2 separate regions of the Homo sapiens genome follow, and region 2 is linked to region 1. The links are chromatin loops, found by intact Hi-C in ENCODE. Cell type or tissue: A673. All regions are shown on one strand. Each heading gives the region's core, and the rest is flanking DNA. Links, peaks and the distances in the headings are about the cores only.

Evidence for each region. Hi-C counts contacts between places; a loop is a spot of excess contacts. Peaks named below come from ENCODE experiments on the same cell type or tissue, not always from the same donor. Only the 100,000 strongest peaks of a DNase experiment are listed, where the experiment ranks them.
Region 2: it touches region 1 in a loop (14-fold over the local background); 25 of 110 quality-filtered maps call a loop at or near these places.

What each region holds. Positions count from the first base shown.
Region 1 is chr6:122,833,584-122,846,363 of GRCh38, reverse strand. No RefSeq gene overlaps it. Among named protein-coding and RNA genes, the nearest start is that of SMPDL3A, 51 kb to the right of the region's middle. RefSeq lists enhancers at 620-1,213, 1,214-1,806. In A673, for the core only: CTCF peaks have their summits at 6,699 (motif pointing right) and 8,061; DNase peaks (open chromatin) are centred at 6,713, 7,133 and 7,913; H3K4me3 peaks cover 371 bases; H3K27ac peaks cover 2,192 bases.
Region 2 is chr6:122,485,962-122,498,741 of GRCh38, reverse strand. It overlaps a transcript of PKIB not described here. Among named protein-coding and RNA genes, the nearest start is that of SERINC1, 21 kb to the right of the region's middle. In A673, for the core only: a CTCF peak has its summit at 6,631 (motif pointing left); a DNase peak (open chromatin) is centred at 6,631.

The DNA.
Region 1 (12,780 bases), core at 2,583-10,582:
AAGCAAACAGTTTCAGCTCAACCAGGAAAGAAAAGTATATTAAATTCAAAGGACAAAGATCAGTATGACAAAAGAATTCTTGTCAGAAACTATAAAAGTCAGAAGACATTGAAGCAACCAAAGTTATTGATTGGGGTAGGGGTAGGAGGTGGGGGGAGGCAGGAACTGCTGACCCAGAATTCCATATCCAGTGAAAATATCTTTCAAAATTGAAAGTAAAATGAAGATGTTTTCAGAAAATGCTGAGGGGATTAGTCACCAGCAGATGTGGACTAAAAGAAATGTTAAAGGAAGTTCTTCTGATAGAAGGAAAATTATACCAGATGCTAATTTGGATCTACATGAGGGAAGGAAGAGCACTGTAAGTAATCAATATGTAAATAAATAGAAACATTGACACGTTCTAAACTGAGCTCCTCATCTTCTTCTGAGAATCTGCTTCTCACTCAGCCTTTTCTTATCACATTTAATGGCCACTCCATTCTTTCATGTTCAGGTAGAACATTTGGGGGTCAACATTGATGTGTCTCTTTCCCACACCTCCTACATCACATCATCAGCAAAGGCTAATGGCTCTAACTTCAGGACATGTACAGGGTCTTGCCTCACAGCTGTCTCCCCACTACTCACTGCCATCGTTTTGTCTCTGTTATTGCAATGGCCTCATGCTAGGCCTCTCTACTTCCACTGTGGCCCCCACTCCTGTGTATTCGCAATGCAGCAGTCAGAGGACTGACTCCAAAGGCTTCCGAAGGTTCATGTCATACCTCTACTCACGAAAGGCCAGTGGTCCCTTTCATGCGCGTCCGTATGAAGAGACCACCAAACAGGCTTTGTGTGAGCAACATGGCTGTTTATTTCACCTGGGTGCAGGCGGGCTGAGTCCGAAAAGAGAGTCAGCAAAGGGAGATAAGAGTGGGGCCGTTTTATAGGATTTGGGCAGGTAAAGGAAAATTACAGTCAAAGGGGGTTTGTTCTCTGGCGGGCAGGAGTGGGGGTCGCAAGGTGCTCAGTGGGGGTGTTTTTGAGCCAGGATGAGCCAGGAAAAGGACTTTCACAAGGTAATGTCATCACTTAAGGCAAGGACCGGCCATTTACACTTCTTTTGTGGTGGAATGTCATCAGTTAAGGTGGGGCAGGGCATATTCACTTCTTTTGTGATTCTTCAGTTACTTCAGGCCATCTGGGCTTATACGTGCAAGTCACAGGGGATGCGATGGCTTGGCTTGGGCTCAGAGGCCTGACATTCCTGCCCTCTTATATTAATAAGAAAAATAAAACAAAATAGTGTTGAAGTGTTGGGGCAGCGAAAATTTTTGGGGGGTGGTACGGAGAGAGAATGGGCGATGTTTCTCAGGGCTGCTTCAAGCGGGATTGGGGCGGCGTGGGAACCTAGAGTGGGAGAGATTAAGCTGAAGGGAGGTCTTGTGGTAAGGGGTGATATTGTGGGGATGTTAGAAGAAAAGTTTGTCGTATAGAATGATTGGTGATGGCCTGGACACGGTTTTGGATGAATTGAGAAACTAAATGGAATAACAGAAGGAGAAAAACAGGTATAAAAGTTCTAAGAATTGGGACGACTCAGGATATCTGATTAGAGAGTGCCTAAGGAGATTCAGCATAGTCCTGCCAGCAAAGATTATTTATTTACTTCAAGAGTTAGGAGTGGCAGTTTGGGGATAGCACCAGGAGATATCAGCTGTGATGGCTTGGAAAAACAGTGTAAACCGGCAGTGTAAACAAGAGCAGGGCATGTATGAGTAGTTGAGAACGGTGAATAGGAGTATGACTAGACAGAAGATAGTAGGGATGACAAGTTTTTTGGGGGGCACAGTCTAAGTTGGTCTGGTGTCTGGAATGAGACTGGGGCCTAATAAAAAGGAGCGTCTATACAGGAGCTTAAATGGGCTGTACCCTGTAGCATTCCGAGGACAGGCCTGAATTCTGAGAAGGGAAAGTGGTAAAAGTATTGTCCAGTCCTTTTCGGTGGCTGAGCTTGGTGAGGTGTGTTTTTAAAAGACCTTTAGTCCATTCTACTTTTCTTGAAGACGGAGGACCGTAAGGGATATAAAGGTTTCACTGAATACTAAGAGCCTGAAAAACTGCTTGGCTGATTTGACTAATAAAGGCTCATCTGTTATCAGACTGTATTGAGGTGGGAAGGCTAAACTGAGGAATTATGTCTGACAGAACGGAAGAAATGACTGCGGTGGCCTTCTCAGACCCTGTAGGAAAGGCCTCTACCTATCCAGTGAAAGTATCTACCTAGACTAAGAGGTATTTTAGTTATCCGACTCAGGGCATGTTGAGTAAAGCTAATTTGCCAGTCCTGGGTGGGGCAAATCCTCGAGCTTGATGTGTAGGGAAGGGAGGGGACCTGAATAATCCCTGAGGAGCAGTAGAATAGCAGATGGAACACTGAGAAGTTATTTCCTTGAGGATAGATTTCCACGATGGAAAGGAAATGAGAGGTTCTAAGAGGCGGGCTAGTGGCTTGTACTATAGCATAACCTGCCTTTGCTGGTGTGTGGCGATTAGGCCTGGTGGAACCGCCATCAATAAATCAAGCGTGATCAGGGTGAGGAACAGGAAAGAAGGAAATATGGGGAAATGGGGTGAATATCAGGTGGATCAGAGAGATACAGTCATGGGGGTCAGGTGTGGTATCAGGAATAACATGGGAGGCCAGATTGAAGTCCAGGCCAGGAACAATGGTAATTGTGGGACTTAAAGAGTGACTACAGCTGAAGGAGCCGGGGAGCAGAAAGTATATGCGTCAGGTATGAGGAAGAAAATAGATTTTGGAAGTTATGAGAACTGTAGAGAGTGAGTTGAGCATAGTTTGTGATTTTGAGGGCCTCTAAAAGTATTAAAGCAGCGGCAGCTGCTGCATGCAGACGTGAGGGCTAGGCTAAAACAGTAAGGTCAAGTTGTTTGGACAGAAAGGCTACAGGGTGTGGTCCTGGCTCTTGTGTAAGAATTCTGACCGTGCTAACCATGCCTAGGAAGGAAAGAAGTTGTTGTTTTGTAGAAGGTGCTGGGGTTTGAGAGATCAGTCGGACACGATTGGCAGGAAGAGCACGTGTGTTTTTATGAGAATTATGCCGAGATAGGTAACAGATGAGGAAGAAATTTGGGCTTGATTGAAGTAATGGGGGCTGTCTGTGAAGCTTTGCGGCAGTACAGCCTAGGTAATTTGCTGAGCTTAATGGGTGTCAGGGTCAGTCCAAGTGAAAGCGAAGAGAGGCTGGGATTGAGGGTGCAAAGGAATAGTAAAGAAAGCATGTTTGAGATCTAGAACAGAATAATGGGTTGTAGAGGCAGGTATTGAGGATAGGAGAGTGTATGGGTTTGGCACCACCGGGTGGATAGGCAAAACAATTTGGTTGATAAGGTGCAGATCCTGAACTAACTTGTAAGGCTTGTCTGGTTTTAGGACAGGTAAAATGGGGGAATTGTAAGGAGAGTTTATAGGCTTTAAAAGGCCATGCTGTAGCAGGCGAGTGATAACAGGCTTTAATCTTTTTAAAGTGTGCTGCGGGATGGAATATTGGCGTTGAGTAGGGTAAAGGTGATTAGGTTTTAATGAGATGGTAAGGGGTGCATGATCGGTTGCCTAAGAGGGAGTAGAGGTATCTTATACTTGTGGGTTAAGGTTGGGGGGATACAAGAGGAGGATGCAAAGGAGGCTTTGGATTGGGAAGAAGGGCGGCAATGAGATATAGCTGTAGTCCAGGAATAGTCAGGGAAGCAGATAATTAAAGTGTCTCAGCCTAATAAGGGAACTGGGCAGGTGGGGATAACTAAAAAGGAGTGCTTAAAAGAGTATTGTCTAAGTTGGCACCAGAGTTGGGGAGTTTTAAGAGGTTTAGAAGCCTGGCCATCAATACCCACAACAGTTATGGAGGCAAGGGAAACAGGCCCTTGAAAAAAAGGTAATGTGCAGTGGGTAGCCTCCGTATTGATTAAGAAGGGGACGGGCTTACCTTCCACTGTGAGAGTTACCCGAAGCTCGGTGTCCGTGATGGTCTAGGGGGCTTCCGAGGAGATCGGGCAGTGTCAGTCTTCAGCTGCTAAGCCGAGAAGATCTGGGAAGGAGTCAGTCAAAGAGCCTTGGGCCAGAGTTCCATGGGCTGTGGGAGTGGCTGCCAGGTGAGTTGAACAGTCCAATTTTCAGTGGGGTCCCACACAGATGGGACGCGGCTTAGGAGGAATCCCGGGCTGCGGGCATTCCTTGGCCCAGTGGCCAGATTTCCGGCATGTGTAGCAAGCTCCTGTGGGAGGAGGTTCTGGAGGAACGCCTGGCCACTGCCGTTCAGGCATTTGGAAGTTCTTGTGCGCTGGAGATGTGGCTGGGGTTTGTCTCACAGTGGAGGCAAGGAATTGCAACTTTTTTCTATTATTGTACACCTTGAAGGCGAGGTTAATTAAATCCTGTTGTGGGGTTTGAGGGCTGGAATTTAATTTTTGGAGTTTTAATGTCAGGAGCAGATTGGGTAATAAAATGTATTTTGAGAATAAGACAGCCTTTTGACCTTTTAGGGTCTAGGGCTGTAAAGTGTCTCAGGGTTGCTGCCAAACGAGCCATGAACTGGGCTGGATTTTTATATTTGATGAAAAAGAGCCTAAACGCTATCTGATTTGGGATAAAGAAAAAGGAGCATTAACCTTGACTATGCCTTTAGCTCCAGCCACCTTTTTAAGAGTAAATTGCTGGGCGGGAGGGGGAGGGCTAGTCACGGAACGAAACTAAGCCGGACCAGGTGTGAGGAGGGGAGGTGATAAAGGATTATAGGGTGGAGGAGCGGAGGCTGAGGAAGAATTGGGACCTAGCTCGGCCTGGCGAGGAGCAGCCTGGGGAGGAAGGGAGAGGTCAGATGGGTCTGTAGAAAAGGAAGATTAGAAAGACTCAGTGACGCTTGGGGTTGGAACTGAGGGGACAGGTGGGAGGGAAAGAAGGAAGATTTGGGACGAGTTGCACTGGGCACAGAGACTAGGAAGGGACTGATGTGTAAAAGAATGCCTGGACGTCAGGCACCTCAGACTGTTTGCCTATTTTAAGACAAGAATTATTTAGATATTGCAGGATGGAAAAATTCAAAGTGCCATTTTCTGGCTATTTGGAACTACTGTCAAGTTTGTATTGGGGTCAAGCGGCATTGCAGAAGAAAATAAGGCATTTAGGTTTTAGGTCAGGTGTTAAAGAGGTTTTAAGTTTTTGAGAACACAGGCCAAGGGAGTAGGAGGAGGAATGGAGGGTAGAAGGTTGCCCATAAAGAGAGAGTAGAGAAATGGAGAGAAGGGGTTCGGGGGTTCTTACCTTCCAGAAAAGTGGGAAAATGGGTTGGGGCGCAGAGATAAGAGGTCGGGGCACGGAAATAAGGGATGGGGTGCAGAAATAAGGGGTTGGGGCACAGAAATAAGGGATTGGGGCACACAGATAAGAGGTTGGGGTGCAGAAATAAGGGATTGGGGCACAGAGGTATGAGGTTGGGGTACTTGCCCCTCCTCTAGAAAAGCGGGACTTGCCGCTAAGAGTGAAGGAGAAGGGGTTGAGGGGTACTTGCCCCTCTCCCAGAAAAACAGAGAAGGGGTAGAGACAAGGAGAGAAGGGGTTGGGGTACTTGCCCTGTCCCTGGAAAAGCAGAGAAGGGGTAGAGACAAGGAGAGAAGGGGTTGAGGTACTTGCCCCTTCCCCAGAAAAGCGGGACTTGCTGCTAAGGGTGAAGGACCAAGGCAGGCGTCCCTGCGTGGTCTGACACCCTTGAAACGTGGGTGTATAATCAGAGGCGTCCCTGCAATGATTAAACACCAAGGGAAGGCTGCCTTCCCAGTCCGTGACCAGTGCCAGAGTTTTGGGTCCACTGATAAAACGTGTCTCCTTTGTCTCTCCCAGAAAATGAAAGGAATTGAAATTAAGAGAAGGGAGAGATTGAAGAGTGGAAAGGAGAAAGTGGTTGAGGGACAGTGAGAGAGGTTGGAGAAGAGTAAGAAGAGGCCACTTACCCGATTTAAAATTGGTGAGATGTTCCTTGGGCTGGTCGGTCTGAGGACCTGAGGTCGTAGGTGGATCTTTCTCACGGAGCAAAGAACAGGAGGACAGGGGATTGATCTCCCAAGGGAGGTCCCCCGATCCGAGTCACGGCACCAACAGTCCCCATATCCAGAGAAAAACCAAACTCTTGCTCCAGCCTGCAGGCCCCACTGGTCCTTCCCTTCTCTGCCTTTGCATGGCACTGTGCTTGTCTCTATTCTCTGCATCTCACTCAGCTCAGAGCACAATGGCCTCTTTACCGTTCCTCAGAACCAGCAGATGCCCTCTTGATCCTTGGCATCTTCACATTTCTGCTGCCCAGGCCATGCTTCCCCTGGCCCCAGCACGGCTTATGCCCTCACTTCCTTCAAATCTTGTCTCAAACGTCTTATTTCCAGAGAGGTCAACCTAGGAACACATGATTTAAACTTGCAATTCTCCAGCCACTATGCCTGTCCCTTCTCTGATATATCATCTCCATAGCCTTGTGTGTTATTTAATGTGTTTGACAGAGATAGTGCGTTGCTTTTTTACTACTGAAGCTCCAGTGTCTAGAAGGTGACTGGCATAGTGTAGATCTCAATAAATATTTGTCAACTGAATGAATACAGAGGGAGGAGCATGCTTGGGCCAAATTCTGTAGCTGTAGTAGATAATCCTTGTCACCAGGGGGCAGCACAACAGAATTAAGGGTTTGATGAAAGCTGGGGAAGCTATCACAACCCAGGTGCACACAGACAAGATGAGTTTTCCAAACTCAGACCATGAAGAGCCTATGTGGAAGAGGATATCAGGGGTAGCAGAATCAACCTCTGTTTTGCTATGTGACCTTGAACATCACTTCACTCTCTGGACCTTGGTTTCAGCAAGGGCGTATTAGTTTCTCTAGAGGGACAGAACTAATGGAATATATATATATATATATATATATATATATATATATATATATATAAAAAGGGGAGTTTATTAAATATTAACTCACACGTTCACAAGGTCCCACAATGGGCTGTCTGCAAGCTGAGGAGGAAGGAGAGCCAGTCAGAGTTCCAAAACTGAAGAATTTGGAGTCCAATGTTCGGGGACAGGAAGCATCCAGCAGGGGAGAAAGATACACGCTGGGAAGGCTAAGCTAGTCTCTTTTCACATTTTTCTGTCTGCTTATATTCTAGCCATGCTGACAGCTGATTAGATTGTGCCCACCCAGATTAAGGGTGGGCCTGCCTTTCCCAGCTCACTGACTCAAATGTCAATCTCCTTGGGCAACACCCTCACAGACACACCTGGAATCAATATTTTGTATTCTCCAATCCAATCAAGTTGACACTCAGTATTAACTATCACAAAGGGCTAGCACCTGATTTGTTGACTCTCATTTACTTCTGGTTCTAACATTCCATGATTCTAAAACAAACAGAAATCACACTGAAGTACAAAGCCCCCAGACCCCAGAAAGCAAAAACACAGCAGAAACTACAAAGCAAACAGCTAACAATATCGTGATAGGATCGAAACCTCATGTATCAATATTAAACTTGAATGTAAATGGTCTAACCACCCTGCTTAAACAGGACACCCTCTCAACTTCTCCTGCCTATTTTAATTTCATATTCAGGCTGGAAGAAAGGGGCAACGAATTTCTCATAAAATTGTATTTGAGCTACTGGAATTCAGTTAAATACCCACAGGTTCAATAGAAAGGCCCTTTTGTGTGAAGTAAAGCTATATCAGTGAGTGAGCTTGACTCAATTTAGTTATTCCCACATCTATTTTTTTAATGAGAATGAGTAATATTTCCGGAAAGAGAAGAAAAGTTAGCACCACTTAAGAGATCCCGGGGCTCTAAGATAGCATCAACTAAATGCTATAGTTTCTTATTACTTTTGGGGAGAAGCTAATGTACAGCAATTTGAAATCCAGGCAATATTGCATCCTAGAAAAGAAGCCATTTAACTTTATCCATGGGATTAAAAGACTAAATTTTCTTTTCTTAGTACTATCATAGAATAATTTAGTTTTCTCCAGTAGAAGCAGTATTTCCACAACAGATCAGGGGATGGCAGTAAAGAGTTGCTCTCTGGTCAATAAAGTATTTGTATGACAGAGAAAAATTATAGTTTAAACTAATTTATTTGTATATTGTATTGCCCCTAATAAAATTCACACACCATTTTGTTGGCTTGAATTAAAGTGTCATCAAAGGGCTTGTGGAGATTAGTTTGGGCATTGACTTAACATGGCATCTCAAAATAAATACTCCCCAAATTGCATTTTACCATTGCATATGAAGCCCGCAACCAGCGAAAATCATAATGATTTTATCAGGATCAGGTATTTAAGTGACTTTAATTAAATCCATCTCTGGTATGGGGTTGGTGATTTCTATTTTAGGGCAATTCTTAATCCAAATATTTGACTTATTTCAGAATATTTAATTCACATCCCTGTTTCACAGAATTTTACTTAAAGTAAAAACCAACCTAGGAGCCTTGTGTCTTTGTCCTAACTCTATAGGTATGTGTGGGTGTCTCTGGTTGGAAATGTACAGGGCTGCTAGAGAAATGGAGAAAGAAAGCATCCACACCGTGCATCTGAAGAGCACTAAGTAAACTCCTCTGTCTTTCTGTCTAATGTTCTGAGCAATATTAGATAGGGTACCTGGAATGAATCAAACTGTTAGCAGTGGTGAGTATCTGAGTTACAAGCAGTGAGTCCATACGGGTCTGCAGCCACCTCAATTATTGTCTTCAAAGAAGAAAAAATTCGACTGAGGGGCATAATGCAGAAGAACAGATTGAGGCAAGTTTTAGAGCATGAGTGAAAGTTGACTTAAAAATTTGAGAGCAGGGGCACGGCTCAGTGGCTTATGCCTGTAATCTCAGCACTTTGGGAGGCTGAGGCAGGTGGATCATCTGAGCTCAGCCTGGGCAACATAGTGAAACCTCATCTCTACAAAAAAATTTTTTAAAAAACTACTTAGGAGGCTGAGGTGGGAGGATTGCTTGAGCCTGGGAGGTGGATGGTGCAGTGAGCCAAGATCACGCTATTACACTCCAGCCTGGGTGACAAAGTGAGACCCTGTCTTAAAAAAAAAAAGAAAAGAAAAGAAAAGAAAAAGAAAAAAGAAAGAAAGGAAGAAAGAAAAGGAAAGAAAAAAAAAAGCTTTGGAGCAGGAACAAAAGAAAAAAAAAGTACATTTGGAAGAGGCCCAAGCAAGCGACTTTGAAGGACAAGTGCAGGGTTTGACCTTTTGACTTGGGTTTTGTTTTTTTGTTTTTGTTTTGTTTGTTTTTTGTTTTTGTTTTGGTGACAGAGTCTTGCTCTGTCACCCAGGCTTGAGTGCAGTGGTGCGATCTGGGCTCACTGCAACCTCCGCCTCCCGGGTTCAAGCAATTATCTGTCTCAGCCTCCTGAGTAACTGAGATTACAGGTGCCCGCCACCACGCCTGGCTAATTTTTGTATTTTTAGTAGAGACAAGGTTTCATCATGTTGGCCAGGCAGGTCTTGAACTCCTAACCTCGTGATCCATCCGCCTCGGCCTGCCAAAGTGCCTGGATTACAGGCGTGAGCCACTGCACCCGGCCCGACTTGGGGTTTTATATGTTGGCGTGATTCTGGGTCTTGCGTTCCTTCTCCCCTGATTCTTCTCTTGGTGTGGGTTGTCCACATACACAGTGGCCTGCTAGTGCTTGGGAGGGGAGCATGCACGGTGTGTTTACTGGAGTTGTACGCATGCTCACCTGAGGCATTCTTCCCTTTTGCCGTGGAATGGGCGCGGAAGGTCATATACCAGTTAAATTCCACCGTTTTGCCTCTTAGTGCACATGTGTGAGCCCACTTGCCCAGCTCCTAAGATCTCATCAGGAAGCTGCTGATCACCAGTTTCAGTTTTTTCCTGTCTATAGGGAAACTGCCTTTCCCTGGCACTGGCTGCGACCAATTATTATTTTAGAGGCAGTGTGACAACTGTCTGACCATCACCTGATGGTCACCCGACTTTTCTGATGGGGTGATGGGGGAGCCCTCTCTTGCCCCATTCATGCCTGACTAGCCACCTACTGTAACAAAGTCATGCAAGCCAGATCCCAGCTATATTCTAGTACCTGGGACTTCCTTTGCAGCACTTATCAAAACTGTAATTATTTAACGATTTGTATTTTTCTAATTATCTATCTGCACCACCTAGATAGATTTGTATTTTTCTAATTATCTATCTGCATCACCCTGCCTCACCTCACTTCCTTCAAGGTTGTATCCTTGGCAATGCTCACAATGCCTGTTCATAGCAGAGGCTCCGGGATAGTCTCATAGTCATCTTAAAATTCCTAGTACTTAGCACATATCATGTAAATGTAAGGTTTCTTGGATAAAGCTTTGGCTACTTTAGTCTGTCTATAGGATACTGCAGTAAACAAAAAACATTTCATGCTCTCATGAAAACATTCTAGTGCAAGATGGGGGAACAGAGGTAATAGATACAAATGTCATATGTATGAATAGTTAAGCAATTGTGATATCATATCAGACAGTGATAAGTGTGTGTACACAGACACCTCTACAATGTCAGGGGTCTGCTCTGGGAAACTGACAGCCAAGTACAGAGTTGAAAGAACTGTCCCCTGAAGAGCATAGAAGAGATTTCTAGGCACGGGAACAGCTCATGCGAAGGTCCTGCACAAGAGTTTGGCAGGTTCAAAAGGCCAGTGAGGCCAGAAGGAATTGAAGGAAGGCATGGCCATCCATCCATGCCATTCCGTTCAGTGAAAACCAAAGAAAAGTAGCTTGAACAACCCAAGAAGTCCAGTAATAGAACAATCATTTAATAACAAACATAAAGGAACCTGCCCTAACCGTGCAAACCCATAGTGTTCAACAGTCTTAGCTTCTGATTTTGCAACATTATGTAAAGCTTAGGGAAAGATTCTTTCTGTAATGCTAATTTAAGTATCAAGAGAAAAAATTGCTTAGACAGGATAGGTTCAACTGGGCAAGGACTCTTGAAAGGTAACTCATGCTTGTTCATTAATGCAATATTTAACAAATACTGAATGGCTTCTAGTGTCAGACATTGTTCTTAATAGTATTGGGGACACGACAGTGAACAACATAGAAAACAACACCTGTCCTCATGGAGCTTATATATTTGTTGTGGAGAGATAGCCAAAAATAAAAATAAAAATTTCACAAAGGACTAGATCAAGCTTGTCCAACCCATGGCCCATGGGCTGCATGCAGCCCAGGATGGCTTTGAATGTGGCTGAACACAAATTCATAAACTTTGTTAAAACATTATGAGATCTCTTCTGCAATTTTTTTAAGCTTATCAGCTATCATTAGTGTTACTGTATTTGATGTGTGGCCCAAGACAATTCTTCTTTTTCCAAGGTGGCCCAGAGAAGCCAAAAGATTGAACACCCCTGGATTAGATCATTTCAGCTGCAACAAGTACTAAAAAAGAAAAGTGCCAGAACTAACTTGGATAGTTGGATGCTTTCCTTTTAGCAAATAACCTGTCAGCCTATCAATCACTTAATAATAAGAGAGGTTCCCTTTATGTAATAGAATAATGGAATGATTTTTCTCCTTCATGTTTTCTGCATTTTCTAATTTTTTTACAGTGACAATGCTACTTTACTTATCAAATAAAAAATTTATTAAATAATACATAAAGATATTCTTGTTAACATTTCAGACATTAAAGACAAAGCTAAGGCTTCCTTTACCAAAGGAAAGGTGACAGGCATAAACTCACATAATCAATCAGCTTTGTTAAAAGTGACAAAGATTTGAAGTGTGTGATTCGGTGCCTCTGCTTCATAACTAGAATAAATTTTCTCAGAAAGTTATCTCTCTTCCCAGAAGAATAAGAAAACATACTTTATTATTTTTAACACAAATTCCTCCTTCCTTTATTTTTAACACAAATTCCTCTTTCCTTTAATTTGTGAAAAAAAAGTAGTATCAGGAGGGGTACCATTGTTAGCCCCATGTGATCAAACAAATAATCTGCAATTCTATTGTAGATAAGCAGCAAGAAATGCTTTTAGGGTTTGGTTCACATGTTACAGAGAAGTTAGTGGACCTCAGTAGAATGAGGCTCTTATTTTAAAAACCTTCTTGATCAGATGTTCAAACTGAGGGTCAAAACACTGTTGATTGCCATGAAACCTATTGTGAAAATGGGTTATCAACACCAACTAAAACTGCTTCCGCAAGGCATATGGAATCTCCATGGTACAGTCCTCAGAAACAACACTGGTAAAACCAATGTGCCACATTACTTTCAAATAAGCCTCCCCTGAACAATATGTGATATTGATGAGACATATGGGTACTAGCCTACTATGGTTTTAAAGCATATAGTCTCTTTTAAGCAATGAAGTCTGAGGGAGAATAACCAGAACATTAAGATAACAGAAGAAACATTCTAATTATGTTGATTAACCTTCCTCCCAACTGAAAGAAGTATTATTTTCTGCCACTGCTCTGTTAATGTACATACATATTTCTAGATAAAAATTAATATAACCACTACAAAAACCTAGGAGCAAGTTGGGGGCAGGGGGAAATCAATAAAGTACCAAAACAGATAAAACTGATATACCGCACCCGAGTTTCAATATACTATAAATTATTTCTTCCTCAAGATTCTATCCTTCTTTACTCCCCTCCTCCATTACAGAATCTCAATTTAAAAGAAAAATGTATTTGATAATAAATAGCATTTAGAAATTCTCAAGGAAAGGCA
Region 2 (12,780 bases), core at 2,375-10,374, 350 kb after region 1:
TCTTCGTTTCATTCAGTTCTCCTCTGATTTTAGTTATTTCTTTTCTTCTACTGGCTTTGTAGTTTGTTCTTGTTTTTCTAGTTTGTCTAGATGTGATGTTAGCTCATTACTTTGAAATCCTTCTAAAGTCTTGATGTAGGCATTTAATGCTATAAACTTTCCTCTTAACATTGCTTTTGCTGCATCCCAGAGATTTTGGTATGTTGTGTCTGTTTTATTTCAAAAAAGTATTTTATTCCTGCCTTATTTTTGTTGTTTACCCAAAAGTCATTTGATATGGTTTGGCTGTGTCCACACCCAGATCTCATCTTGAATGGTAACTCCCACTATTCCCACATGTCATGGGAGGAACCTGGTGAGTGGTGATTGAATTATGGGGGCAGGTCTTTCCTGCACTGTCCTCCTGATAGTGAATGAGTCTCACGAGATCTACTGGTTTTAAAAATGGGACTTTCCCTGCGCAAGCTCTCTTCCCTTGTCCACCACCATATGAGGTGTGCTGTACACCTTCTACCATGATTGTGAGGCCTCCCAAGCCACGTGGAACTGTAAGTCCAATACACCTTTCTTTTGTAAATTGCCTAGTCTCAGTTATGTCTTTATCAGCAGCATAAAAACAGATGAATACAGCATTCAGGAGCAAGTTATTTCATTTCCATGTAATTGGGTGGTTTTGAGAGAATTTCTTGGTAGTGATTTGTATTTTTGTTCCACTGTGGCCCAAAAGTATGGTTGGTATTATTTTGATTTTTTAAATTTATTAATATTTGCTTTATGGCTGAGCATGGGGTCGATCTGAGAGTATGTTTCATGTGCAGATAAGAAGAATGTATATTCTGTGGTTGGTTGATGGGTAGAGTGTCCTGTAGATGCCTATTGTGTCCAGTTGGTCAAGTGTTGAATTTAAGCCCAGACTTTCTTATTAGTTTTCTTCCTCTATGATCTGTCTAATGCCATCAGTGGAATGGTAAAGTCCCCCACTATAATTGCGTGGCTAAGTCTTTTCATAGGTCTGGAAGTACTTATTTTATTAATTTGGGTGCTCCATTGTTGATTATGTATATATTTAGGATAGTTCAGTCTTCTTGTTCAATTAAACCCTTTATCATTATGTAGTGCCCTTCTTTGTCTTTTTTTATTGTTGATGTTTTAAAGTCTATTTTGTCTAAGAATAATGACCCCTGATCTCTTTTAGTTTTCCACTTACATGATAGATCTTTCTTCAACCCTTTGAGACTATGGGTGTCGTTACATGTGGGCTGAGTCTCTTGAAGACAGCAGATGAATGGGTCTTGCTTTTCTATCCAACTTGCTGCTCTTTGCCTTCTAAGTAGGGTGTGAATACCATTTACATTCATGGCTAATATTATAATGTGAAGTTTTGATTCTATCATAAAGTTGTTAGCTGGTTGCTTTGTAGTTGCTATTGTGTAGTTGTTGTATAGGTTCTGTGGGCTATATACTTAAGTGTGATTTTATGGTAGTAGGTATTGTTTTTTGTTTCCATGTTTAAACTTCCTGAATAATCTTTTGTAAGGCTGGTCTAGAGGTAACAAACTCCCCTAGTGATTTCTTGTCTGAACAAGATTTTATTTATCCTTCACTTATGAAGCTTAGTTTGGCAGGATATAAAATTCTTGATTGGAATTTCTTTTCTTTGAGAATGCTGAAAATAGGCTCCCAATCTCTTCAAGCTTGAAAGGTTTCTGCTGAAAGGTCTGCTTTTAGCCTGATGCGGTTGCCTTTGCATGTAATCTAACCTTTTTCTCTAGCTATCTTTCAAGTTTTTTCTTTAGCATTGACCTTAGGCAGTCTGGTGACTATATCCTTTAATAACATTCATTTTGTATAGTATCTGGAAAGTATTCTCTGAATTTCTTGCATCTGGATATAAGAAATCTCTAGCAAGATTAGGAAAATTTTCTTGAATTATTCCCTTAAATATATTTTTCAGGTTTACTTTGTATCCTTATCTTTTAGGAATGCCAATAATTTATAGACTTGGTCACTTTAAGTAATCTCATATTTCTTGGAGACTTTGCTCATTTTTTGAATTTTTAAAAATTTTTGTCTGACTGGATTAGTTTAAAAGAATAGTTTTCAAGCTCTAAAATCCTCTCTTCTCTTTGGTTTAGTCTACTGATAAAACTTTCAATTGTATTTTAGAATTTCTTAAGCAATTTTTAATTCCAGGAGCTCTGATTGATTTCTTTTTAGAAGATTTATCTTTTCCTTAGTTTCCTGGATTACTTTAGAAGTGTATTTGTATTGATTTTAAATCTTGTGTTGGATTTCATCAAGTTTCCTTGACATCTATGCTTTGAATTCTTTAACTGTCATTTCTGAGCTTCCATTTTGGTTAGAGACCATTTCTGAAAAGAATGATCCTTTGGTGGTGTTGCAACATTCATATTTTTCATGGTGCCAGAATTCTTATACTAGTTCTTTCAAATCTGGAGATAAATGTGTTGGTTAGGGTCTTTTGGCTTTACTTCTATAGCCCTTTGCACTTCTGTCACTTCAGATTTTATACTATGCCATGTGGTTTGACCTACAGGCCAGTAGACAGCACTTGCAGGTAAGAGCACTGTAGCACAAGCAGGTAGTTGTGTACCTGATCTTTCTTTACCATGAGGTGCTTTCTGTTGTCTTGGGTGAAGGACTGGACAGTGAAGTACCTGGTGCCCTGAGCTTTTCATGGGGGTTGGGGGACACAGCTGGGTTGAGCTGGAGCCCCAAGCTTGCCTATGAATACAGAGATGGCAAGTGTAAACACCAGCTCTGACAAGAGTGACTAGGAGGATCATCTGGGGAAATGAGTCTCCATGTGGGGGAGAGGCTGCAGCAGCTGGACCACTCTGGACCACAATATGGTTGAAAGCCATGGGAAACACCTGTTTCACCACTCTCTGTGGAAGTGGTTTCAGGGTATAATCTTGTCACCCAACCGGATACATATAGCTTCCTGGCTCTCCTGTTCTCCAATGTGAGAGTACTTCCGCTTCTTATAAAGGGGTGGCTCCACATTTGGACTCATGCAAGTGAGTTGTGTGGTGGTATTGGCTGATTTGGTCAGCTTGACCTCAGACACTGGGGGAATCGGCCAGATGCCAGCTGAGTTGGAATGGGGTAGGTAGTTTCCCCAGTTCCGAGGCCCCAGGTGGCCCACTAGATAGCATATATGACTCCTGAAGGGCCAGGACTAGGGTTGGGCTAGCCCAGAAGTCAAGTGCTGGCTGTGATGGGGAGGGGTGGCCTGGTCCCCAGATCACCAACCAAACTCTCAGGCAGGGGCAGATGGAACACTTAAGTGGTAGAGGATCTGAGGGGATATTACAGGCCTGTGGGGGTTGGGCTTTCAGAAGGGCTCTGGACCACAGGTGAAATGTTCAGGTGGGGGCAGGGCAGCTGTGCTATGGGCCTTCCACCGAGGAAGGCAGGACCCCCTCAGCTGCAGCAGTAAAGACTGTAGGGCATGTGATACACTTGCACTTCCCTCCCACCCAAGAGGGTGGACTTTGCTATTGGTGGCATGCAGAGGTGCTAAACCTTGTCTATTACCTCTGAGAGTTTTGGCTCAGAAGAATGAGGAGCTGTCACCAACCAAAATGTTTGGATTGGGGGCAGGGCCACTGTGCTGGGAGCCCAAGCTGTAGATCCTGCCTGGCAGGAAATAGCAGGGCAGTCTGGCCACTCCTCAGCACTGTGGCTGCATCCTCTAGCAGGGCTATAACTGTTGACACCAAGGGTCCAAGTCCTCTGGGGCTTCACATGGGCTTAAACAGTGCCTGTGCAAAGACTCCAGGTGGCTCTCTGTATTGGCCTGGAGGAGTGAAGGTGTCAGGGAGGTTCTCCCATGCCCAGGATTGCAAGGTTCACGGAGGAAGTGTGGATCCTCTGGGGACACTCATTCCCTCATCATTTCTCCACATTAGGAGGCTTCCGCTGGCTCCACACCAGTTCTGAGTAGGAGGCTGCCTGGCTTCACTTCTGTTTGTTCTTTTTGGTTCCTGTCGCTTCTTTGGTGAATCCAGAAACGATCCCTTTGATGACCCACTTGAAGAGCAAGTGTTTACTCTCTACCCTGTTTCTCTGTGTGAGAGTGCTAAGTCTGCCATCTTCAAGATTTACTTAAAGGCAATTTTTTTTCCCATTATTTTTCACCACCTGTTCTGGAACCACAAAATTAGTAAAACTTGCTGATCATCTTCCAGTATTTCCCAAGGGGGTATTTTTGGCATTTTGTTGAGACAATTCTCTTTAGTATAAAACTGTCTCATGTTTTAAACCCTTGTGCCATAGCACTCTTCAGTTACTGTGACAACAAAAACAGCCCTACATACTTCTGAACACCTGCCAGGAAGAAGTTCCATATTGTACCATTGGCCCAATGCCTACTGTTTTAGAAAAGGGTAAATAGAAGTCCAGAAAAGTTAGATGGCTCAATTAAGGTCTCAGAGCTAGCAACTTCCAAACTAGCAAGCAGATTTTTCTTACTATTCCAAAGATTAAATGAAAGTTTTTTAATGCCATAGCATTCCTTTCAAGTTTTCTGAACTTTTGGTGTTTGGATTTAATTTGAATTAATCAAGCATGTTCTCAAATAAGAAAGTTCAAGGTCTGTGTGGAATTAACTTGGCCGTATATAAAGTGGGATTTAGTAATTGATTTTAAATTACTAATAGGTTTTTCAAAATTTTTATTTGATATTAACATGGGCATATATGTCTCATGACTCTTAAGGACAACTTAATAAAATAGTTAAATATTTAAAGCAAGCAATAAAGCAAGCAGAGAGGATGGGAGAAGATCCCGTTTCTTTCCAGAAGAGCCACAGTAGATAAATGACTGCAAGAACAGGATTAGTGGGAACAATGTGGTCCCTGGCTGTGGTCCAGAATTCAATATAACTAGAGTGAAGGTACAGAGAGGAAGACCAAGGTTAAGTCGGCAAAGACTGGACTAGCTAGACCACCCCTCATGTAAAGATAATTAAAGAAATTTCAGGCCTAGGAATTTTGCATACTACCAAAGCAGAAAATATTTTAGAAAACTCCTTGGAGTTCACAGGGTCATGGAAGAAAACAAAATAGACTCTCAGACAAGAGGTACTACTTATGAGGCACTACCTATATCAAAGTTATAGAACAATAAACATTTATATGCTGAAAAGCACAGCTTCAGATATGCATAATAAAATAAAATCTGTTAGAAACATGAAGAAATTGAGGAAAATCACACAATTTTTCATAGAAGATTTCAATACATCATATATGTTTGGGCTGTTATAACAACATATCATAAATTGTGTATCTTATAAACAACAGAAATTTAATTCTCACATTTCTGAAGGCTAAGAAGTCAAGGTGCCAGCAGATTCAGTGTCTGATAAGGACTCACTTTCTGGTTCACAGATGGTGTCTTCTAGCTGTGTCCTCACATGGTGAAAGGGACGAAGGAGCTCTCTGGAGCCAATTTATAAGAGCACTGATCTCATTCACTTCCCAAAGGTCCTAACTCCTAACACAGTAACATTGGTGATTAAGTTTCAACATGTAGATTTGCAGGGGGGACACAGATATTCAGACCATAGCATCATGCTTTGACAGTTCAAAGGGATTTCTTTTTAAAAATTCGGAAAATATTGGAAAGTCTAAAATTAACCTAATTAATGAAGTTGAGTTTAGATAGACAATAGATAACTTGTAATAGAAAATATATCCTTTTCAATAATTCATGAAAGAGAAATTAATTATCTACTGGGACACAAAACCTTATGCCAGAGTAGAAGTAATAAAAGTCATATCTTCTGACTAAAATGTAATAAAACTGTAATTTAATGACAATGGCTTAAACAAAAAGGCTTGCCTTTGTGGAAAATGGAAAACATGTCTTAAATAATTATTGGGTTAAAAGGAAACCAAAGCTTCCAGTAAAGAATATTGAGAAAATTAAAAAAAAAAAAACTCTTTCTCTTAAAATATATATAAGATATGATAAAGCTATACTGGGGCAAACTCATAACCTCTTATGCTTAAATTACTTTACAGAAAAATATAAAAAGAACAAATGCTTCAATAAAATAAAACATAAAATGTTAGAGTTATAAAAATAATAAGTCAAACTAGAAACTGAGAGGAAAATGTAGTTTGATCACTAAAAGCAAAAACTGGTTCTTTGGGGAAAAATTTTCTTTGAAAGAATGTCTCTTAAGTCCATTACTCTGGTCTAGGAATTAGTGGAAAAGCAATATAAATATATATCTGGAAACATTACTGAGGCTATCGCTGGTCCCATATTGTTCCCTGAGTGCTTAATGTTATCAGTGATAAAGAGCCCGAAGTAACCATAGGTCGTAGATCTAAAAGGCACACGTTCCCTAAGAAGCTCATGACTTCCCTATAACCTGAATTCTACTTGCTTTTCCTCTGCTCAGTTTTTGTCCCATGAACACTACCCACGAACAACCAGAGATTCTCTCAATATGCTTACAATCAATTTTTCTTAAGCCATAACTCCTCCTTCTGTGTTTAGCATGAATACATAAATGTATTTCTCTCTCTAAAATCAGTATCCTTTCAACTGACATGTTCTCATACCTCTCCCTCACTGTTCTGGTGGCCCTCTGCTGCCCCCTCTTGGTTCTAGGCTACCCTCTCAAGCGCTGAGATGTGTGGCTTAAGCCTCTGAATAAAACCTCCAAGTGTTTTTGAAATATCTGCGTAACTAATCCACAGTTGGTGAGTCTTAGCTTTTAGTAATGTAGTGGAATTACAAAGGGCTTTCAGTACTCATAATTCTAACATATAACTAAAGAAAATTTGCTGACTGTAAAAACAACATATTTATTTTTACCGAGTAGCTTTAGAAATTCAGCTCAAATCTTTCTAGATTAACCTTAGTTTTCTAGATAAAAACAAGGTACAGAAATAATGAATGTTCCCAATAATGCAGTGATTCTTGATATTTTTGAGTCATAAATGGCTATGAAATCAGATCAAAACTATAACTCAGAGGAGTGTGTATTCAAAGGCTATGCACCAGGACACTGAAATGTGCTTCCACAACCTATTTTCAAGAAATGACTTGTTGCACCAGTAGTGAGGAGTGCTATCTGCAGACATCTTTCAGCTGTTCACTTCTTCAGGAAGACTTGGTTTGCCCAAGGCCACACGTCCCTTCTAGAGGCCTACGTTAATGACTAATTTTTACAGTAGGTAGCTAGCCAGGCATGAGCGGGGGAGGAGAGGGCTCCCCCAACTCCAACAGGAATGTCAGGTGACCATCAGGTGATGGTCAGGCAGTTGTCACACTGCCTCTCTAAAATAATAATAGATGATTCCCAAAAAGATCTCAGGAATTGGGTGAGTGAGCTCAAGCATGCACATTAAGAGGCAAAATGGTGGAGTTTAACTGGTATATGACCTTCCAGAAGCATTCCACTGGTAAAGAGAAGAATGCCTCAAGTGAGCATGCGTATAACTCCAGTAACACACTGTGCATGAGAACAGGCAGCTCCAAGTGCAGAATAAAGAGATAAGGGATGCAAGACCATGGAAGTATGTCAAGATATAAAACCCCAAGTCAAAAGGTCAAACCCCACACTTGTCCTTCAAGTGGCCTGCTTGGGCCTCTTCCTAGTGTACTTTTCTTCCCGCTGTAAAGCTTTTTAATAAACTTTCACTCCTGCTCTAAAACTTGTCTCAGTCTCTTCTTCTCCTTTATGCCCCTCAAATTTTTTCTTCTGAGGAGGCAGGAACTGAGGTTGCTGGAGACCAGTATAGATTCACTGCCACTAACATAATCACTGATGGGTGATCTTAGCCCCATTCAGGCAACTCTAAAGGGTCATTCTAGTTCTAGAGCTTCCCTATGGATTCAGCTGAGGCTAAAGCTGGGCTGTATCACAGCACAACTTCTTCCTCTGCCTACTTGTATTAGGCAATTTTTGCTAGCTATAAAGAAATAGCTGAGACTGAGGAATTTATAAATAAAAGAGGTTGAATTGGCTTATGGTTCTGCAGGCTGTACACGAAACATAGTGCTGTCATCTTCTGCTGAGGCACTCAGGAAGCTTACACTCATGGTGGAAGACAAAGGGTAGCCAATATGCCACATGATGAGAATGAGAGCAAGAAAGAGAGAAGGGAGAGGTCCCAGATTCAAAACAACCAGATCTCTGTGTGAACTGAAAGGAAACTCACTCATCACCGAGAGGATGGTGCTAAACCACTCATGAGGGACCTTTCTCCATGATCCAATCACCTCCCGCCAGTCCCCACCTCCAACATTTGGAATCATATTTCAACATAAGATTTGGAAGAGGTAAACATCCAAACCATAATACTACTACTGTTTTCTTTCCCTCCCTGCCAGTTGTATTGATCTCTTTGGTAAGGGCACACTTTAATAAACATCCTCACGCTAAACTTCATCTCAGAGCCTCCTTCCTGAAGAAGCCAACATGTGACAACTACAAACATAACTATATAAAGCAGCACCTTTTCTTTCTCCTGGAAATTATTCAAAAGCTACAAGAAGATGCTTTTATAAGTTTGAAAAACATTTTTGGAGGACTTAGACACAATTTGAATGACTCTATAAATCAGCATTTTCCCTTTTTCTTGGAAATTATTCAAAAGCTACAAGAAGAAGCTTTCATAAGTTTGCAAACTATTTTTGAAGAACTTGGATGCATATTTAACTCCCAGACTCCATTTTATATCAAACACTATCAAAAGCACATGACATTTTTTTGTATACACAGAAAGGGCAGTGAAAACAAGAATCCCTGGTGATAAATCTCAAGAGCAGGGATCCACTGAAAAATAGATCTCAAAAAGCACTTGCAAAATATACTTCCTGAAAGTGTGGGTATACTGTGAAGCCAAAAAGTAATATTCCTTTTTTGTGACCGTTAGTACAAAGACTGAATGGATTGAGTTGTCATGTCTTTCTTCTTAAGAAGGCCTGGGGCTATAAAAAGAATTATACAGAAAAATCATATTTATAAGAAGTAACATGACTCTGTAACAGGAAAGGAGAAAGCTTTTGCTCTATGAAAATTACTTAGCCAGAAACTTTATCTTTCCTTCATATCCCAAAAGAAACCTCTTACAAATGGCCAGTCCAGGAAAGCCTAACTCATTCAATGATAAGTAGTATTTTAAAAGGAGAGAATCCATTTTTAAATTACTGTTTTGGCCAGGCTCATGCCTGTAATCACAGCACTTTGGGAGGCTGAGGCAGCTGAATCACTTGAGGTGAGGAGTTCAAGACCAGCCTTGCCAGCATGGCAAAACCCCATTTCTATTAAAAATACAAAAATTAGCTGGGTGTGGTGGCAGGTGCCTGTAATCCCAGCTACTCAGGAGGCTGAGGCAGGAGAATAAATTGAACCTGGGAGGCAGAGGTTGAAGTGAGCTGAGACTGTACCACTGCACTCCAGCCTGGGCAACAAAGCAAGACTTTTCTCAAAAATAATAATAATAACAATAATAATAATAATAATAATAATAAATGAAATACTATTTTTAAAAGTCTCTTATTTTTCCCCCTTCTTTAAAAAAATCTATTAATTCTTTTTACTTCCTGTCCTTTGAGGCAGCTAACACAAGTAGAAACTTTAGGACCAAGGAAACTATTGGGGCTATTGAGGTGGGCAGGGCCTAGAAGGCAACTTTCTGGGTCAGGAGTTTGATTATATACAGGAGGAAAAAGCAAATAAGTGAATAAATTGAGAATAATGAGAACCAAGTTTCTCACTATTGGATAAATGAGTTACAAATATGAAAAGCCAATGGCCAGAATGATCCCTGTGGTATTATGTTTCAATTGGAATTATCACTGGGAACACACAATTTCTTAGATAGACAGAGATAGACAGATAGATACAGAAGTAGATACAAATGTTTGTGTATGTGAGTGACAGACATTTTCTACCTCTGCCTGGTGGGAAAGCCTAGAAGCAATTAATCCCAGGAGCAGTGAGCAGACGTAGTGCTCCAATGTTGGTTTCTAAGTATCATTCTTCTCTAACGTAGAACAAGAGCTCCTTGGAGAAATGAAAGAATAATATAAACTGGTTTGAGAACAGCCTGGGCAACATGGCAAAACCCCATTTCTACAAAAAAAAAATACAAAAATTAGTTGGCCATAATGGTGTGCCTGTTGTCCCAACTACTCTGGAATCTGAGGCAGGAGAATCACCCGAGTCCAGGGAGGGAGTGGCTGCAGTGAACCATGATGGTACCACTGTACTCCAGCCTGGGCAACACAGTGAGACCCTGGAAGATCTTGTGCCAGAAAAGAAGAGCTCAAACAAAAGAATATGAAGGGAAAAAGTAAAAGACAGTATTCAGCTTCTAGGTGGGGGGTTTCCCCGTTTGCCAAATACGTAGCAAATAGAGCAACAAGATAAATAATTATAACAATAGACTATAAACTCATTAAATAAACAGAAATCTATAAGGAGATGTGTGTGTTTGTGTGTGTACATACATGCGTGTGTGTGTGTATATATATGAATATATATATATGAAAGAAAAAGCTATTACTTCCAGCCAAATGCAAGTTAAATGTAGAAAGAATGATGAAATGAGAAAATTACAATTTGGTAGCCATAATAAGAACATATTGAGATAAGAACCTTGGATGGATGCTGAAATGAATGGGTAAATAATTACTGAGGAACAACATATTTACAGTCTAAAAACATATCCCTCCAAAATACTTACTAAAGAGAGAAACAGAAACTTTACAATTGAGAAACCTGGAAGATATCACTTTAAACGAGTGATAAATGTGTTATCATCAGTAATGGGACAAATCAGCACCATATGTTTACTGATGCAGTATTAATACAATGAGAAGAACACAGCATCGCTTCTCTCATATCCCTGTCCTGAATGCCTAAGCTGTGACTTAGTTCATTCAGGCTGCTATAACTAAAAACCTTAAATTGGGTAGCGTATAAACAACAGAAATTTGTTTCTCACATTTCTGGAGGTTGGGAAGTCTATGATCAAAGTGTTAATAGATTTGGTGTCTGGTGAGAGTCTGCTTCCAGTCAAGACTAAAGGGTCATCCAGAGCTTCCCCATGGAGTCAGCTGATGCTACAGTTGGGCCTGTCTCAAAACACAACAAAACAGCACCTTCTTGCTGTGTCTTCACATGGTAGAAGCGCTAGTTAGCTCTCTGGAGTCTCTTTTATAAGAGCATAAATCCCAATCATGAAGGCTGTCCCCTAACAACCTCATCACCTCCCAAAAGGCCCCACCTTCTAATACCATCACACTGGTGATTAGGTTTCAATGTATGAATTTTGGGGGGTGAACACAAACATGAATATTCAGAACATAACAAGCTGAATCTAATCACAAAGAAATATCAGATGAATCTAAACATAAGAGGTATGATACAATTTAACTAACTTTCATTCTTCAAAAAAATAACAAGGTCATGAAAGAAAAGACTGAATATGGGTTCTGGATTGTCAGATAATCAAGAGACATGACAACTAAATGCAACACATAATCCTCTATTGGACCCTGGACCAGATAAACTATTTATTTATTTTTTTGTTATAAAATATATCACTGGGACAATTGGCAAAATGTGAATATGTTCAATGTAGAAAGAAGCATTTTACCTATTAATTTTCTGATTTTGGTACATTGTGGTTATGCAGTAAAATGCTTTTACATTTGAAGAAATAAATATTTATGTAGTTACATGAAATACAGCATCATGTCTACAACTTATTTTTAATTGATTCAGAAAATAGTAGTTAGATAGATAGATAGACAGACAGCAAGTGTGGCAAAAGGTTAACATTTGGGGAATTGGGATAAAGGGTAGATGGAATTCTTCATAGTATTATAACTTTTCTGCAAATCTAGAGTTATTTCAACTAAGATGTTTTAAAACACAGTACTTTTAAAAAGCAAAAGTAAAATTACATGAAAAATGTCATGGTGCAGATTCAAACTGTGATCAAATACTCTGCCATAAAATTAAAAATGTATTAATAAAATTCACTCTAACTAGAATACCATAAAGCAGAAATGTTAGAACTTGAGGAAGAAATGGTAAGACAATAAAAGGAGATACACATTAGTAGAAAAACTAGAAAGAAACAAGAGATAAAGAAAAAAAATCATACACACAAAAAACTAATATGAGAAATGAAATTAGAAGGAACATAATGGAAGTTAGATACTATTGGAACATAGAGGATGAAACTTATAAATGAAAATGTATAACAGAAATAAACTTAAAATGCATTAAACATGAAATAATAAATATAGAAGACGAGGGTGGATCAAGCAACTATGGTTGGAATCCTCAAAAAAGAAACCAAAACAAGAGAACAAATAATTGCATAATATTTTTAAATGCCATACTTATTATTCTGAAAGAAAGATAACAATAATTGAATTGCGACTGGTTTAGGGGGAATAAAATGACTGGAGGACTTTTTATCATCTGAAACAACCAGAAATGATGAAACTGGACTCAAGACTTTTTCAATTTCTGCAGAAAGAAGCTGGCTCACAAGTTTAATAGGGACAGTGATGGATTTAAAAGAAAAAAAGTTTATTTTTAAGTTTGGCTATTCAATTTATCAGCTACATTTGTTTTTATTTTTATTTTAGAGTCAGGGGGGTAATGTGGAGGTTACATGGGTATATTTTGTGATGAATTAGCCACATTTGTGTATGTGTCTATGAATATGTTATTTCTAGAAAGAAACAATCAACTGGCACCAGAAATTTCTC